Linked DNA regions of Homo sapiens: region 1 is linked to region 2. A link is a loop called in an ENCODE intact Hi-C map of the cell type or tissue named here. Cell type or tissue: ovary. All regions are shown on one strand.

Region 1 (8,000 bases), 65 kb before region 2:
CTCCCACCACCATGCCCAGCTAATTTTTGTATTTTTGGTAAAGACTAGGGTTTCACCATGTTGGCTAGGCTGATTTCGAACTCCTAACTTCAGGTGATCTGTCCTCCTTGGCCTCCCAAAGTGCTGGGATTACAGGCGTGAGCCACTGCACCCAGCCAGACCTTCTTATTTTTAGGCAGTGATTCTAGTGAAATTTACATTGTTCTTTATAACATATCAGCATTTTCATACTGAAGCCTCTTCCCAGCAAGGAAAACGCCATTTGAGGCAGAAACAGCAAGCATATTTCAAGGCTCTGGGATTGCTTGCTTCCCACCGCAGGAGGCAGGCGGTTTGGCCTTTGCTATCTGGCTCCTCTTGGAGCAGGGTTCCCCAGGTGCCAGCCCCCACCAGCACAGTTTTTCTCTCTGCTTGCTCCCTGGAAGCTGGCTGTTGGGCCACACAAGCAGAACTCCTCCTAGCTGGCAGAGCCCCACGTCCACCTGGCACCTGCTTTCCCCAAGCCTCGGTGTCCCTTCTGTGACATCTAAGACTTCAGGGAGGCATTGCTTCCTCCATCTTGGCCTCAGTTTATCCTGTAAGGGCTGGGGATAGTGGTGAGGACAGTTGACAGTTCTGTGAAACACTCTGAGGAGCCCTTGCTCTTCTTGCATCTTCCAATCATACTTTTATTGTCTGATACTATACATTGTCAAGGAGGTGTGGAGTATGTGTACAGCCTTGCATTTCTCTATTCTTTTTGTTTTTGTTGTTTTTTTTTTTTTGAGATGGAGTCTGGCTCTGTCACCCAGGCTGGAGTGCAGTGACGCGATCTTGGCTCACTGCAAGCTCCGCCTCCCGGGTTCATGCCACTCTTCTGCCTCAGCCTCCCAAGTAGCTGGGACTACAGGCGCCCACCACCACGCCCGGCTAATTTTTTGTATTTTTAGTAGAGACAGGGTTTCACCGTTTTAGCCAGGATGGTCTCGATCTCCTGAACTCATGATCTGCCCGCCTCGGCCTCCTGAAGTGCTGGGATTACAGGCGTGAGCCACTGCGCCCGGCCTTTTGTTTGTTTTTGAGTTAGGATTTCGTTCTGTCATCCAGGCTGGCGTGCAGTGGCACAAAAATGGCTCACTGGAGCCTTGACTTCCTGGACTCAAGTGATCTTCCCACCTCAACCTCCCGAGTGGCTGGGATTGCAGGTGCGCACCACCACTCCCAGCTAATTTGAAAATATTTTGTAGAGACAGAGTCCCATTGTATTGCCTAGGCTGGTCTCAAACGCCTGGGCTCAAAGCAGTCCTCCTGTCTGTCTCCCAAAGTGCTGAGGTTACAGGCATGAGCCACCACACTTGGCCTATTTCTCTCTTAATTGGCGTATGCGGTGGCGGCTGAGATTTGCTGATAGATTTTGCCATTGTTATAGTTTCTTCATTTATACTTTGCAGCATTTCAGTCATCACATGATTTTTGTGATGGCTGTGGTGCGTCATCAGTTTGCCGCAGTGATGAAGCTTCTGGGACTAAGAACCAGCTTGTTGGCCTGGTTCTTGGGCAAGGCCCTGAGAATCCTGGGCTGAATGCCCCCCTGAGCTGACCACGTGGCCTTAGCCAGGGCCATTGGTGCCATGGCGTGGTTAGTGGATGGTTCCAGCCAAGTCTGAGAATTTACCGAATTGACTGTTTGATTTGGCAGCTGATGGTCAGAGAAATTGAATTCTGCCTCTTAGCAAAGGAAGCTTGGTGGATTTCTAGAATTCTTTGTTGTAGAGGGGGTTGGGGATGGCGTGGGCAGAATGAATGCGAAGTGTGGGGGCTTGAGGTCTGCCAGGCCCTCCCACTTGCCCTAAACTGGACTTGGAGGTGTCTGGAAGGTTGTGGGTGGACAGCACTGACCTTGCTGCTTGGCCAGTTGTTCCCCAGCCACTCTGGATTCGGATCTAGGTGGACCCTATGGTATCCTAGAAACTACCTTTATGTTCTTTTCTTTTAAGAAACAGTGTCTTGCTCTGTCATCCTGGCTGGAGTGTAGTTGCATGATCATGGGTCACTGTAACATTTAAACTCCAGGGCTCAAGTGATCCTTCCACCTCAGCCTCCCGAGTAACTTGGGACTACAGGTATGCACCACCACACCCAGCTAGTTTTTAAATTTTTTATAGAAACAGGGTCTCACTGTTTTCTAGGGCTGGTCTTAAACTCTTGGGCTCAAGTGATCCTCCCACCTCAGCGTCCCAAAGGGCTGGGATTACAGGCATGAGCCACTGCATGTGGCTTTGTAAGTTTTTGTTGTTGTTTTTGATACAGGGTCTTGCTCTGTCGTCCAGGCTAGAGTGCAGTGGCGTGATATTGGCTCACTGTATCCTCCACCTCCCAGGCTCAAGTGATTCTCCTGCTTCAGCGTCCTGAGTAGCTGTGACCATAGGCATGAGCCAGCATGCCCAGCTAATTTTTGTATTTTTTGTAAAGACGGAGTTTTGCTATTTTGCCCAGGCTGGTCTTGAACTCCTGAGATCAAGAGGTCTGCCCCCCTCAGCCTCCCAAAGCGCTGGGATTACAGGTGTGAGACACTGCGCCTGACCTCCACTGAGTTTTTAAATTTTTTGTAGAGATGGGGGTCTCTCTCTGTTGCTCAGGCTGGTCTCGAACTCCTGGCCTCAAGTGATCCTCCTGCCTCGGCCTCCCAAAATGCTGGGATTACAGGCATGAGCCATCATGCCTGGCCTGGCGCTTTACTTTTGACCATGTGACACACCTGTGGTTGGGGTCTGGGGCCTCAGAGGCAGCGACTGTGCTGTGCATTGGTGAAGGAAGCATCCTCACCTTTCCAGGAGGTTGCCCATATGACAGGTTAGGTGTTGTTCCTGCTTGAAAAACAAACTTGAGCTGGGTGTGGTGGCTTGTGCCTGTAATCCCAGCACTTTGGGAGGCTGAGGCAGGATGATTACTTGAAGCTAGGAGTTTGAGACCATCCTGGGCAACATAGTGAGATCCCATCTCTACAAAAAATAAAAAAGGTGTGGTGCAGTCATTGACACCTATAATCCCAGCCCTTTTGGAGGCCAAAGTAGGAGGATTGCTTGAGGCCAAGAGTTCAAGACTAGCCTGTGCAACAATAAAAAAAAAAAAAAAACCCAAACTTGAGAAAACTTGCCATAAGAATAGAATAACTGGAGGTTTTATTTCTTGGCATTAAGTGAACAAAACCCAGCCACTGACCGTAAAGGTAATACAATTAGTTGAAATATTGCAGTGTGGGGAGGCTATTTGGGTGGCAATTTGTTGGGGACAAGGCTGGCTGTCATTAGAACCTTCTGTGTGCATTCTCCTATGATGGAGGCAGTGTCTTCTGCCAGATGGAGCCTTTTGGGATCCTCCCAAATTTTTTTATTTTGACTGGTCCTGGCCATTCGGCTGTTCCCTCCCCTCCCCTTTATTAGAGTCATCCCAAGAGGACTCTGTGCTTTGTGGTCACAGGTCACACAGGTGCATGTGCAAAGGAGATGGCCTGTTTAGAGGTGAATGAGGTGGGAGCACCAGATAGTTGTTTACCCCCTTTCCCCTTACTCTATTCAGGAGCACTTGACCAAGCCATAATTAGCATGCTTTGCACATTTCCAATCTGAAATGATTGGCAAAGAAATGCCCGCTCTCTTGTTCCAGTTGGGTACCTCAGGCGGGGTCACTGGGCATTTTGTTTTTCACCCAGCATCTGTGGACTCAGCCACACACCGGCCTGGCAGACAGCTCCCCAGTGCAGCAACTCCCATGGGCCCAAGGGATTATAGGCAGGCTTGGAGCTCAGAACTTGACAGGGGACATAGTGGTTTTCTTTTTCTTTTCTTTTCTTTTTTTTTTTTTAGACAAGGTCTGGCTCTGTCGCCCAGGCTGGACTGCAGTGGCTCAGTGTCTGCTCACTGCATCCTCCACCTCCTGGGCTTAAGGCATCTTCCCATGTCAGCCTCTAGCGTAGCTGGGACTACAGGTGCTCCGCCACGCCTGGCTAATTTTTGTATTTTTTGTAGGGATGGTGTTTTGCTATGTTGTCCAGGCTGGTCTCGAACTTGTAAGCTCACGCAATCCATCCACCTCGGCCTCCCAAAGTGCTGGGATTACAGGCATGAACCACTGCACCTGGCCCCTGCAGACATAGTGGTTTTCTTTTTAATGATGTTAATTAGTAGGGGCACTATGGGTGGGTTGTCTGGAGTTTCCCTTGTCTAGAGTTAGATGTGATGGGAGCTCAGGGCTCATACCCAGCCGTGGGTCCATATAAGTCTTCGTGTGTCTAGCTTGGGTGCTCCAGGAAGTGTATTTGGGATGTCTCTGGCTTCTATTCCACAAACTTAGAGGAGAAGTTTGTACCCAAGATGAGCTAGTCATCTCCATTCACACAACAAGCATTCCTTGGCTTATGGCTGTGAGACAAGGCTAGAGTCCCCGGGAGGTACTGTTCTTCTGCAGCTAAGAGCTGGGATCAGGCCGGCAGACTTGTCCATCTATGACATAATGTGTGGCCGCTGCTGTTACCTCACCATTCCATGTGTTTCCAGTGCTTTTTAATTTAATTTTTATTTTTTTGAGATAGAATCTTGCTCTTTTGCCCAGGCTGGAATACAGAGATGCGATCTTGGCTCACTGCAGCCTCCGCCTCCTGGGTTCCAGTGATTCTTGTGCCTCAGCCTCCCGAGTAGCTGAGACTACAGGCACACACCCCTACCCCTGGCAAATTTTTTTTGTATTTTTAATGGAGATGGGGTTTCACCATGTTGCACAGGCAGGTCTCGAACTTCTGGCCGCAAGCGATCCACCCGCCTCAACCTCCCAAAGTGCTGGGATTACAGGCGTGAGCCACTGCCCCCGGCCTCCAGTGCTTTCTTTATGCGGCTTATTTGAGAAGCGGAGGGAAGGACTAGTTGGTAGTGAAGCATGTCAGTGGCATGGCTGAGCTGGGGAGCAGAGTTTCAGAACCATGCTTTGTTTGGCACCATGGGTATACCAGGCTCATGTGCTTTTTTTCTGTACACGCTTTGGCATGTGATGTGTGTGGCTCTGCCTTGAGGACATTATGCTGAGTAAGAGAAGTCAGGCTCAAAAAGACACACTTATGATTGCACCTATATGAGGTTCCTAGACTCTCAAATTCTTAAAGACAGAAGGAAGAAGGGGGGTTGCCAGGGGTTGGGGGCAGAGAGATGAGAGTGAGTATTTAATGGGGATAGAGTTTCAGCTGGGGAAGATGGTAAGTTCTGGAGATGGATGGATGATGGTTGCACAACAGTGTGACTGCACCTAATGCCACTGAACTGTGAACTCAAAATGGTTAAGATGTAAATTTTGTGTACGTTTTACCACAATAAAAAAATGAACCTTTCTGAATTCAGAAATATTCTATACCTTTATGACAACATGTATTCTGTCCTCTCAGAATTAGCTTGGGGACAAAGGGACAAAGGCACACACACTCATTTCCTAGCTTGTGCTAAGTACTGGGGGTGGGGGTGGGGTTAAAAAAATGCACGTGGTTCTAGAAGGCTCTTAATGACATCATCTTGGGATCACAATGTTAGAGTGCGGATATTCTATGGGTTTTCTTCAGTCCCTGGACAGGTGGGGTCATCCTAGGACCCCTGCAATCTTTAGGGGATTTAGGGAGAAACAGTGTCCAGGAACATCTGAGGTCTCTGTTCCCGTGCATTGCTTGGGGATTGAAGGTATTTCTTTCTTTCTTTCTTTTTTTCTTTTTAGATGGAGTCTTATTCTGTCGCCAGGCTGGAGTGCAGTGGTATGATCTTGGCTCACTGCAGCCTCCGCCTCCCAGGTTCAAGCGATTCTCCTGCCTCAGCCTGCTGAGTAGCTGCGACTACAGGCGTGCGTCACCACACCCAGCTAATTTTTGTATTTTTAATAGGGACATTTTTAGTATTTTTAGGGTTTTACCATGTTGGCCAGGATGGACTCGATCTCCTGACCTCATGATCCACCTGCCTCAGCCTCTCAAAGTGCTGGGACTACAGGTGTGAGCCACCGTACCCAGCCTCGAAGGTATTTTTTATTTTCCTATATCTGTTTGTCAGTGAGTTTCCTTTAATACAGCAGTGTGTTGGTATTTTTATTTTATTTTTATTTCGAGACCAGTTCCTAGATCCTCAGTATTAGAGAAGTCATTTCCTCTTTTGTTCTTGTGACATTTTCTTCTGGTGTCCTTTAATACTGCAATACATCAGGCATCTGAAATACTAAACACTTAAATGTTTCAGACACTTCCTAAGGCCTCAGTGTCATCTGCACGTAGACATTTGGTTTCTGGGCACTTAAGATCTGGGGTCGATAGGCAGTTTAGGACTGCTGCATGCACTGCCCAGGCAGCTGCTGGGAGCCTGGGTGGAAACAATAAGAGGAGCATCCAGATAGAGGTAGCAATGTTTTGAGGAACAACATTAATCATAATAATAAAAGAAAGAAGTAGTTGCTTCTGTTTGAGAAGCTGCCTGGTGCCAGGGCCTGTCACTGGGTTCTCAGGATGGTCTGGAGGCCTGAGGTAGGTTCCACGCAGGCAGGCAGGCTCCCCGGGAGGGCATTGGGCCCACTGTTTAACTGCCAGGTGAGCCAGGCTGGGCAGAATGTGCTAGGAGGAAGCTCGTGAGCATTTGGGATGGTTTGGAGGGAGGCCTGGAGTGCCAGGGAGCGAGAGGGGTGTGGTGCTGGAGTCTGAGCTTACCAGAGGGCAGGGCTCTGGACCCGCATGAGAACTGTGAATGGGGTTTTAGGGTGGGACACAGCCTCTGCCATAAGAAAGGATACGGGGAGTGCAGAGTGTGGGCACCACTGACACTGGGGCAACTCTCAATTCTCAGTGGTGGCCTGAGGGAAGCCCTTCAGACACAGGGTCCCCACAGCTCCCCAAATAGCATGCCAGGGGTGGGGCAGGAGGGGGACATTGGCCGCGCCCCGAAGCTCTGGACTCACCCCAGGGGCTGTGCCGTGCCCATGGCTGTAGTCTTGCCTATCTCCATGTGGCTTCTTCCTGGCACTGATTAACTATTTTAATTAAAGACAGCATTTGTATGTTTTTTTTTTTTTTTTTGCCTCCAGCCGGTGGTAGAAACCTCTTGGTTGGGTCCTGACAACTCGTGGAGGTCCCCATTTTGTAGTCTCCTCCTCCGTGCCCACGTGGGTGTTAGATGAGGTGATGCGCAAGCGCCTTGTGTCCATGGAGCATGGAGCCTTTGGGAAGTGGGATGCTCGATTTCAAGTAGCAAGTTTCAGCAAAAAGTTCCAGCATCGTGGTCCATGGTGAGGGGCTGGGGGGGAGAGCTTGCCTGAGTAACAGGTGCTTGAACCCAAAGGATGGGTGGGAGCTAGGAGGGGCTCTCCTGGCCATGGGAACGGTGCGTGCAAAGGTCTGGCACGGGGAGTAGGCAGGCGTGCTGGGTCTGAGGAATTGAAAGGAGGCCAGGTGGTTGGAGCGGGAGCATGGAACGTGTATGCTCCTTCACATGCACGTAGCGCACTTGCGGCTGAAGTGGGCCGGGCCTTGAAGGCCGTGGTGAGGTGCTCTGACGCTGGGTGGACCTGGGAAATTAAGGAGGGCCGTCTGGTTTATTATGGGGAGTAGAAGATGGTGGAAGTGGAAGACAGCCAGTACATGCCTTAGGCTGCCGGCCTGCCCCTGCCTGTCTCCTCCTTCAAGGAGGCTGTGGTTCCCATGGCTGAGGGAGGAGACAGGCAGGGGCAGACCAGGGGCCTACAACATGTACTGGCTGTCACCCTAATGGGAAGCTCAGTTTGAGAGCAGAGGTGGGAACTCCGGCCTCCAGTGCCAGCTCTGGTTGCCAAGGATGGGCTTGTGTGGCCAACCTCACGATTGGGTCTTGGTCCTCCCGGGGCTGATTCTCCGCATCTCTAGTCTGCCAAGTCATACTCTTCCCCACAGAGGGTTGATGGGGCTCTGTGCCTTGGGGAGAGCGGGGACTGCTCAGGGACCGACCTGAACACCTCCTCAATGTGCCTCTCCC
Region 2 (8,000 bases):
TGGGGCCATAGGTCCCTGGGTGCTGTGCCGGTGCCACACCCACCTGAAGGAGGTCGTGATGGCCCCCAGCTCAGGGTGCAGGAACCTGCTTGTCAGACAGGTGCTGACATGTCACCCTGCAAGGCAGGGGGAGGGAGGGCTCATCTTCATAGGGGGGTGGGGTGGGGTGCCGTGCAGGGAGCCAAAGGCACTTAGATGGGCTTGCTGGGCCGAGGGTGGGTGGGCCAGTCACTGGGCTGGGGGTGGCTAAGGAACACAGACCCACCAGCCAGCCCTTCTTGGGAAGCTCTGGGGGGTTTCTGCTCAGACCTGCACTCCCCCGAGTGGAACCCCGAGTTCTGCCATGACCTTCACCCCGAGGCAAGGGGACAGGGCCGGGCAGGCTTCCTGAGGCATGTTGAAGAGGGATGTTCTGCAGGCAGAACATGGCCATGCTGGGCCATGTCTGTGGGCCAGGCCCCAGGAGGGCGGGGGATGTTAACAGCTTGGTTCATGTCAGGTAGGGCCTGGTGAGCCCAAGATGAGTGTTTGCACAAGGGACAAGTGAGCTGGCAGGGCTGGTGTTGGCTCTAGCAGAGCCCTCATCCCACCCTTGCACACAGCCAGCAGCCCACCCTGCTAGGCCTGAAAGAGGTGAGGAGGAAAGGTTCTAGTGGGAAATGGTTCTGTGGCTGGAGAAGGCATTGCTGGGCCCTGCCTGTCTCCCCAAGCCAGCCTGGAGGAGGATTTCTTGTACCGAGGCCTCACGAGCTACAGGTCATGGTCATCCCTAACTTCCCTAGTGTGTGCAAGACTTGGGGGATCTTGCTGAAATACAGACTTTGATCAAGCAGGTCTGGGGCAAGGAGGACACGCTTCATTTATACAAGTTCCGGAGAAGCTGCCCTGCTGCTATGGCGGTGACAGCGGTGGTCAGACATTCACGGGGCCAGCCCCAAGCCCACCTACAGCCTTGCCCCCACCTGCCGCTCCCCTGTTGTGTCTGTCCATCCTGGTAGACTGAACCCTAAGGACAGAAATTCCTTTTATCCAGGGGTTCCTCCCCACTGCCTGCTATAGCACCTGCTTTTTAAATGAGCTCTCAGCAGATGTAAGGAATGAATGAATGAATGAATGAGGGAGAGGGGTATGTCTTTCCTGCATACCAGGCAGGCCTGTTCAGAGAACCACAAAGGTCCCAGCCTCCAAGGACAGCTCCTTCCCGGCACTGGCTGAGGGGACACTAAATATTAACCACGTACTGGCCGCTGGTTGCTGAGCAGCTGAAAGCCATAACCTTTTGCTGTGGAAGTGGGATCGTGTCTCAATTTAAGTTTATAATCCCGGCCTCTCCTCCAGGAAATTCTATGGAAGTTCCTGGCAGGTAACAGAATTTCTGTGCTTGTGAGGTCAGGGCCAGTGCCAGCGGGTCAGGGAGTGGGGGTGGTGCGTGTCAGCGAGCGGGTGAGACCATTTACGCTGATAACAGCCTGGCCTGCTTCCAGGGATTTTTGTAGGTCACATAAAATCTCTTGATCACTACGTTTTACATTAAGGCTTCTCAAGATGGGCAGGACGGGCTTATGGGATTTGTCCTGAACTATCACATCACTTCCAAATAAACTTGGTGCCCGGGACGGCTGCTGTGGAGTGAATGGCAGACGCTGTCCCTGGGCCACGATGCCATCCCTCTCAGCATGTTGGGCTAGATTTCCACTGGTTTTGTTTACTTTAGACAGTTTTTATAATTAAATATTTCCCTGAAATAATGCCTGCAATCATTTTGAGCCACATGCTCTTTTTCCTGAATTAAAGATCTCTTTTAGAAAGTACTGAGACTCTTAAAGCCTCTCTCCTTTAAAAAGTGAGCTTAACAAAGTTTTTCATTTTAGAAACTTAGAGGGGCCAGTGACCCTGCTGTGTGCGGTGTATGTAGAGGTGACTGGAGCCTGTGGTGCAGCAACAGTCCCCTGTGGGCTGGCGCCACACAGGAAGTGCCTGCAGCTCCACAGCCCTGGGGTGAGCCTGGCGCCTCCATTTTCTGACAGTACCTGAACCTTTACCTCCCTTCTCAAAATGAAGGCTGCGTGTCACAAACCGGTTGGAACTGGCCGTTGCCATGGTTTTCACGTTGGAAGGCACAGTTAAAGGGTCATGTGACCAAGGAGGGAAATGCCTTTGTCACATGACTTTTTGGTGGCCTGATTAGCATACAGGAAGTTCACTCCCTGCTGGCTGCTGGGATGCTGAGTGATCATTGATGGGTGGTGACATCATCTCTTGGATGAGTTATTGATTAGTCGCAGGCCAAGATGGGGCCAGGGAGCGCTGTGGGCAGAGCAGCCCTCTCAGGCAGCTTCAGCTGCTAGGTGGTCTGGACCCCTCGCCTACCCTCTTCCTTCAGGCAGGTTTGAATTTTATTAGACATCTCACCTCTGGAAGAAGCACACGCCCTCAATAAGATGATAAGAAGGGTTAAGTCCCTTAGAGCTTGGCTGTCATTTCATTTCAGCTCATGCTAGCCCAGGAATTGTGTCTGTAACTCTATACAAGATGCTGCCTTGGCCCCCTGCTCCCCTGTTCACTTTGGAGGCCACCTGGGTGGAGGCCAGCTGCTGCACCTCTGTGCTGAAGCCTTGGGACTGCCTGCCTCTGAGGTGCTCAGTGTGTGTACACGTCCAGGGAACCTGGAATTAGAGCCCTGAGGTCACCTTGAAAGTCGATCTTGGGCGGCATGGGGCCGGCAGCAAGGAGAGACATGCTGGCGGTTTGCTAAGACCTGAGTGAGGTGTCCTGGGTTACTTTAGAAACAAACTACCCGGTTCTGGGCTTCAGAATGTGGGCTGATAACCCCTTGCCTGGGGGATTGTATACTTCGAAATCGTACCTTTCTGTCCACGCCCAGGTCTCTGGTGAGAAGCTGCTTCATCAGGGCTAGGACCAGCGTTCAGGTACAGCCACCACGTAGCTGTGGTGGGTGGAATTAGGAGGGACCAGAGGAGAGCAAGTAAAGCGGTTCCTGAGTCCAGCATCTGGCGAGTCCAGGGTAGCATTGGTGAAGCCTTAACCTCTGGTGCTCTGTGTCTACCCTTCCCTGAGGACGCAGCTCATGGGTGTGGAGGGGACCTCAGAGGTCCCGAGGGCTGCTAGAGCAGAGTCAGGTTCTTCATCCTAGCGACTCTCCTCAACCCTGCCGGGGTCTAATTATCAACTAGACCCTGGCACAGCAAGAGCCAGGACAACTTTGAGCTGCGGCAACCAGTTAACTTTGTCCGAGTTTGTTCTCTGGGTCACAGTGCCACCTAGAGGACGTGTCTGTCCTTGGCTGGTTTTCCTGCTGACAAAAAAAATGGACTTGATTCACTTCGATGAATGTACAATGAGGCCGAGGCGGGCGGATCATCTGAGGTCAGGAGTTCAAGACCACCCTGGCCAGCATGGTGAAACCCTGTCTGTACAAAAATACAAAAAAAAAATTAGCCCGGCATGATGGTGCATGCCTGTAATCCAGCTACTCAGGAGGCTGAGGCAGGAGAATCACCTGAACCGGGGAGGTGGAGGTTGCAGTGAGCCGAGATTGCACTACGGCACTCCAGCCTGGGCGACAGAGCAAGACTCCATCTCAAAAAAGAAGAAAGAGAATACAATGAACCCAGATCATCAGGGACAGTTTGCCTTGTGCCGTCAGCAAATGGAGCTGCTTGGTTGGGGACAAAGTGCCATCTTTGGGACTTGCGTTGGGTCAGCGACACCACAGCAGGTGTTCAGCCTTGCGCCTTCAGTAGTGTCAGCTGTACACATACATCCTAGAGGATCGTTCACAGGAAAGGGAAAATCAGACTAGTGTGTTCCTGCCTGGGTCAAATGACTTGGGGTGCCTTGAGCACTTGTCTCGGAGCCTGGCCTGCAGTTAGCACAGAATGGATATTCACTGTTTCCCAGTTCTGATGAATAACAGCAGCTCATCAGCCACACTCTTAGACGTTTGTGACCATACTTTGACAAAATAACAAAAGAGGAAAGCCTGCAAGTACTTCCCCGATTGTCCCCTGGTGCTTCCCAACTGGTAGTGAGATGCCGTGGGCCGACGGTGAAAAGGGGAGGAACAGGCCTTAGGTCAAGTTCACAGGTGGAAGTGAGCTCCCCAGACCGTGGCAAATTCATTAGAAAGAAAAAGGTGTGGGGGCTGGAATCATGAGAACTGTCTCATGTTGCAGTTTTGAGCTGGGACTTACGGAGTGGGCAGCAGGGTAACAGGCAGAATGACCTTGGCATCCACGTGGGGCTGGAGGCAGCCAGCCAGAAACCAGTCCATGAGTAGATCAGGCAGGTGAAGAGTCTCTGGTCTTTGAGAGAACTTGTGTCCTAGTCAGTTTCAAAACAGACAGCCACTGCCGCCATGTGGGGCCCAAGAAGGGCCATCTAGCACCTGGTGCCACCTTGTGAGCAAGCTGGCAGCCTGTGGATACACCCCTCGGTCTTCTGGGGACAGGTTGGCTGCCAGGTGTGAGGGCTTTGGCCTGCCTGAGTGGAGAGAAGAAAATCTGGTTCACGCAGGGAGCTGGGCTCCCCTTCAAGGGGTTTCCACCATGGCCAGGGGCTGCGGGCTGGTGGCGAGGCACACACATGCCATCAGACCCAGCATGCTCAAGCCCCCACAATGGCTAACACTGAGCAGGGCCCCAGGATCCCGAGCCGAGTGTTTACCTGATCCGAGGCACACGGTAGAGGGAGCAGCCATGTTTTCCAAAGTCACCATGTCATGCTCAGGGGCATACGCACCCTCAGCCCTGGCGACATGGCGGCAGGCATGAAGTCCCTACCATCAGGGTGCCCACCTGGGCACTGGGATTGGGTGCCCTATGACGTGTGGGTAAGAAGAAGGAGGCAGCCTGGGAGCCATGGGGCAGGGCAGGGGATGTGGAGGATGCAGGGCAGACAGGGAACAGACGGGGAGGTCTCAGCTCCCTGCCATGTGTCCACAGGGGTGGGCACTGGGTCCAGCTGTCAAGGGCGCTCTGGTCACTACTGTCTCCACCCCACAGTGACATGAAGTCCGAGAGGAGACCCCCCTCACCTGACGTGATTGTGCTCTCCGACAACGAGCAGCCCTCGAGCCCGAGAGTGAATGGGCTGACCACGGTGGCCTTGAAGGAGACTAGCACCGAGGCCCTCATGGTGAGCCACGTGTTGGCGCTGCCGCCGGAGCCCCACTGTGCCCTTCCTACTCATGACACCCTCAGGTGGAGCTAGTGATGGCAGGGCCTCTGCTCCTCACCAAGGACGCTCCCTCTCAACCCTGTTCCTCTCGCCCCTGCAGAAAAGCAGTCCTGAAGAACGAGAAAGGATGATCAAGCAGCTGAAGGAAGAATTGAGGTTAGAAGAAGCAAAACTCGTGTTGTTGAAAAAGTTGCGGCAGAGTCAAATACAAAAGGAAGCCACCGCCCAGAAGGTGCGTGCCTGTCTCCCCTCCTTCCTGGGCCAGCAGGAGCGCCTGGCCTTGCCTTGATCCCCTCATCAATGTCAGCGGCCAGAAAGGTGAAAGGGCTTCCTTGAGGGAGTATAGGGCAAGGTCCCACTCCCGCATTTGTGGACTCCAGTGTGCATTTTGGATTCAGCTTACAAGATGTTAAAGTGAATTTCAGTCTAGAGTATTCTGGTTCTGAGGGTCTAAAGCTCACTTTTTTTTTTTTTTTTTTGAGATGGAATCTCACTCTGTCGCCAGGCTGGAGTGCATTGACGCAACCTTGGCTCACTGCAACCTCTGCCTCCTGGGTTCAGGTGATTCTCCCGCCTCAGCCTCCCGAGTAGCTGGGACTACAGGCGCGTGCCACCACACCCAGCTAATTTTTGTGTTTTTAGTGGAGACGGGGTTTCACCACATTGGCCAGGATGGTCTGGATCTCTTGACCTCGTGATCCGCCCACACGGGCCTCCCAAAGTGCTGGGATTACAGGCGTGAGCCACTGTGCCCGCCCTAAAGCTCACTTAGACAACAGGTGTCAAGGAAGTGGAGCACAGATGTCTGGTGCCGCTGGAAGCATGTTTCTGGGTGAAGCACTCTGTGCAGAAAGGCCGCCTGCACTGTGGGCGCAGGGGATGCCCCAGTCTCTACCATCATCCCTCCTGCTGTGTGCGTCTCAGTCCCCTCCCAGCTGCAAGTGTGCTGAGCTCCCGTGGATCTCAGCCCCAACTGTCGGGAGGGTCCTGCTTCTGTTTCTTCTTCCCTGGAGCCCGAAGCTCGCTGTTGCGCTGCTTCTAGATGCAGCTTAATGGGCAGCGAGGTTAAGTTTATTTTGTTAGGCTTTTTGAGTGCTCTGTTCTGGGAAACTCCGACCTTCCAAGTACTTTAGTCATTGCCTCAGTGACCCAGAAAGTAAGTGTGTTCTGGGCAGCAGGAGCTGAAGGAAGGACAGGACTCTCTCTGCTCTGGCTTGGGGTTTGTTTTTTGAAACCCTGCCCCCACTGCCCCCGCGCCCCCTCCCCGCCCCCCACCTTACACCTACCTAGTTAGCAAGTGGATTGGAAAGAGCCTGCTGGTTTCTTTTTTCTATTTCTTTGTCACTTGTCGAAAACTCATGGAGGGACACCAAGTCTGTCACTGGCCCTTCTCTACTGGAACATGCAGCTTTAAAAAGTGCCCAGAGTCACCGTTTTCTCACTGAGATTGAGATCTCCCTGTCTGGGCCATGGGTCCTTTGCCTCAGCAGTGCTGCCACCATCAGCCATTCTGTCCCCTAGAGGGCACAGCGGGTGCCAGGATACTGCGTGGGTGTCAGGGAGCAGCCAAGAAGTGATGCTGAGAGTAGGGGGTGGGGCTGCTGGAAAATCTCTTCTAGGCCCATGTAGAAATTGTCACTTCCCACTGCAGATGGGGTCACTTTCAGCCTTCAAGCAGAACCTCTGAGCGCCTGATGCCGTAGAGGAGGAAGACAGTCAGTCCTCTTCGGCAGCATTAAATCTTGGCAACTCCGTGTGAGGAGAGGGACCGGCCCGGTGGCCCCTCACCTCCTGGTGTCCTGCTCTCTTGCAGCCCACAGGTTCTGTTGGGAGCACCGTGACCACCCCTCCCCCGCTTGTTCGGGGCACTCAGAACATTCCTGCTGGCAAGCCATCACTCCAGGTCAGTGTCCTTTCTGCGTCTCACTGGGTGCCCTGCTGGCACTGCTGCTGTCAAGCACAGGCTCCTCGGGCTCCCAAACAGCCCTGGCCCAGGTTCTGCAAGAGGTTGCGCTTTCCTTCTGAGTAGGCTGGAGTGAGGCCCTCCAGCCCACAGCCTAGGGGAAGAAGCACACGTGCACTTTCCAAGCCCCACGGCCCAAAGTAGGCCACTGTTAATGTCACAGACAGAAATCATGGCCAACACTGGAAGGGGGCTTTCCAGTGAGCGCCCCTAGCAAGCCTGATCTCCCTTCGTGTTGACTCTTCCGGCCAGAGAGCCTCCTTCCAGGGCCTCCAGGTGAGGGGCAGAGGTTTTCTCCCAGCCATATGGCTGAGGTCAGAAGAGGCCCTCCTGCCCCTCCCTCTCAAACAGGCCTGAGCCCTCAGCTTGCTCTAGGGGGTGACCATGCCCATCCTGCCGTGGGCCGGCCAGTGTCACGTGAGAATGAACTGCCACGTTGGTGGGACTCACTCAGGAGTGAGCCCAGGTTTGCACGGCTCTGGGTGGAGTCACTATTCCTTGTTCCAGTATCTAGAATCAGTAGTCATCTTTCTTAATTTTGTGTTATACGTTTGCCTTGTTAGTTTGTTTGAGACAGGGTCTTGCTCTGTTACCCAGGCTGGAGTGCAGTGGCACGATCTCAGCTGACTGTAGCCTCTGCCTTCTAGGCTTAAGCCATCCTCCTGCCTCAGCCTCCCAAGTAGCCAGGATTACAGGCACACACCACCATGCCTGGGTAATTTTTCCATTTTTTGTAGAGATGAGGTTTCACTGTTACCCAGGCTGTTCTCAAACCCCTGGGCTCAAGATATCCACCCGCCTTGGCCTCCCAATGTGTTGGAATTACAGGCGTGAGCCA

The links. Hi-C counts contacts between places; a loop is a spot of excess contacts. Peaks named below come from ENCODE experiments on the same cell type or tissue, not always from the same donor. Only the 100,000 strongest peaks of a DNase experiment are listed, where the experiment ranks them.
Region 1: a loop joins it to region 2, with 2.0 times the contacts of the local background. A loop is called at or near these places in 14 of 110 quality-filtered maps.

The regions. Positions count from the first base shown.
Region 1 is chr19:19,421,966-19,429,965 of GRCh38, forward strand. The region is part of intron 1 of GATAD2A (GATA zinc finger domain containing 2A); the gene reads left to right. Among named protein-coding and RNA genes, the nearest start is that of MIR640, 9.1 kb to the right of the region's middle. RefSeq lists an enhancer at 6,107-6,610. In ovary, no CTCF peak of the experiment used is centred here; no DNase peak of the experiment used is centred here.
Region 2 is chr19:19,487,282-19,495,281 of GRCh38, forward strand. GATAD2A (GATA zinc finger domain containing 2A) reads left to right here. Exons shown (of 12, transcript NM_001384528.1): 3 at 5,025-5,157; 4 at 5,300-5,431; 5 at 7,013-7,102. Among named protein-coding and RNA genes, the nearest start is that of TSSK6, 24 kb to the right of the region's middle. RefSeq lists enhancers at 895-1,678, 1,545-2,744, 1,679-2,462, 1,982-2,261, 3,020-3,269 and 2 more. In ovary, a CTCF peak has its summit at 3,280 (motif pointing left); DNase peaks (open chromatin) are centred at 2,118 and 3,270; H3K27ac peaks cover 3,011 bases.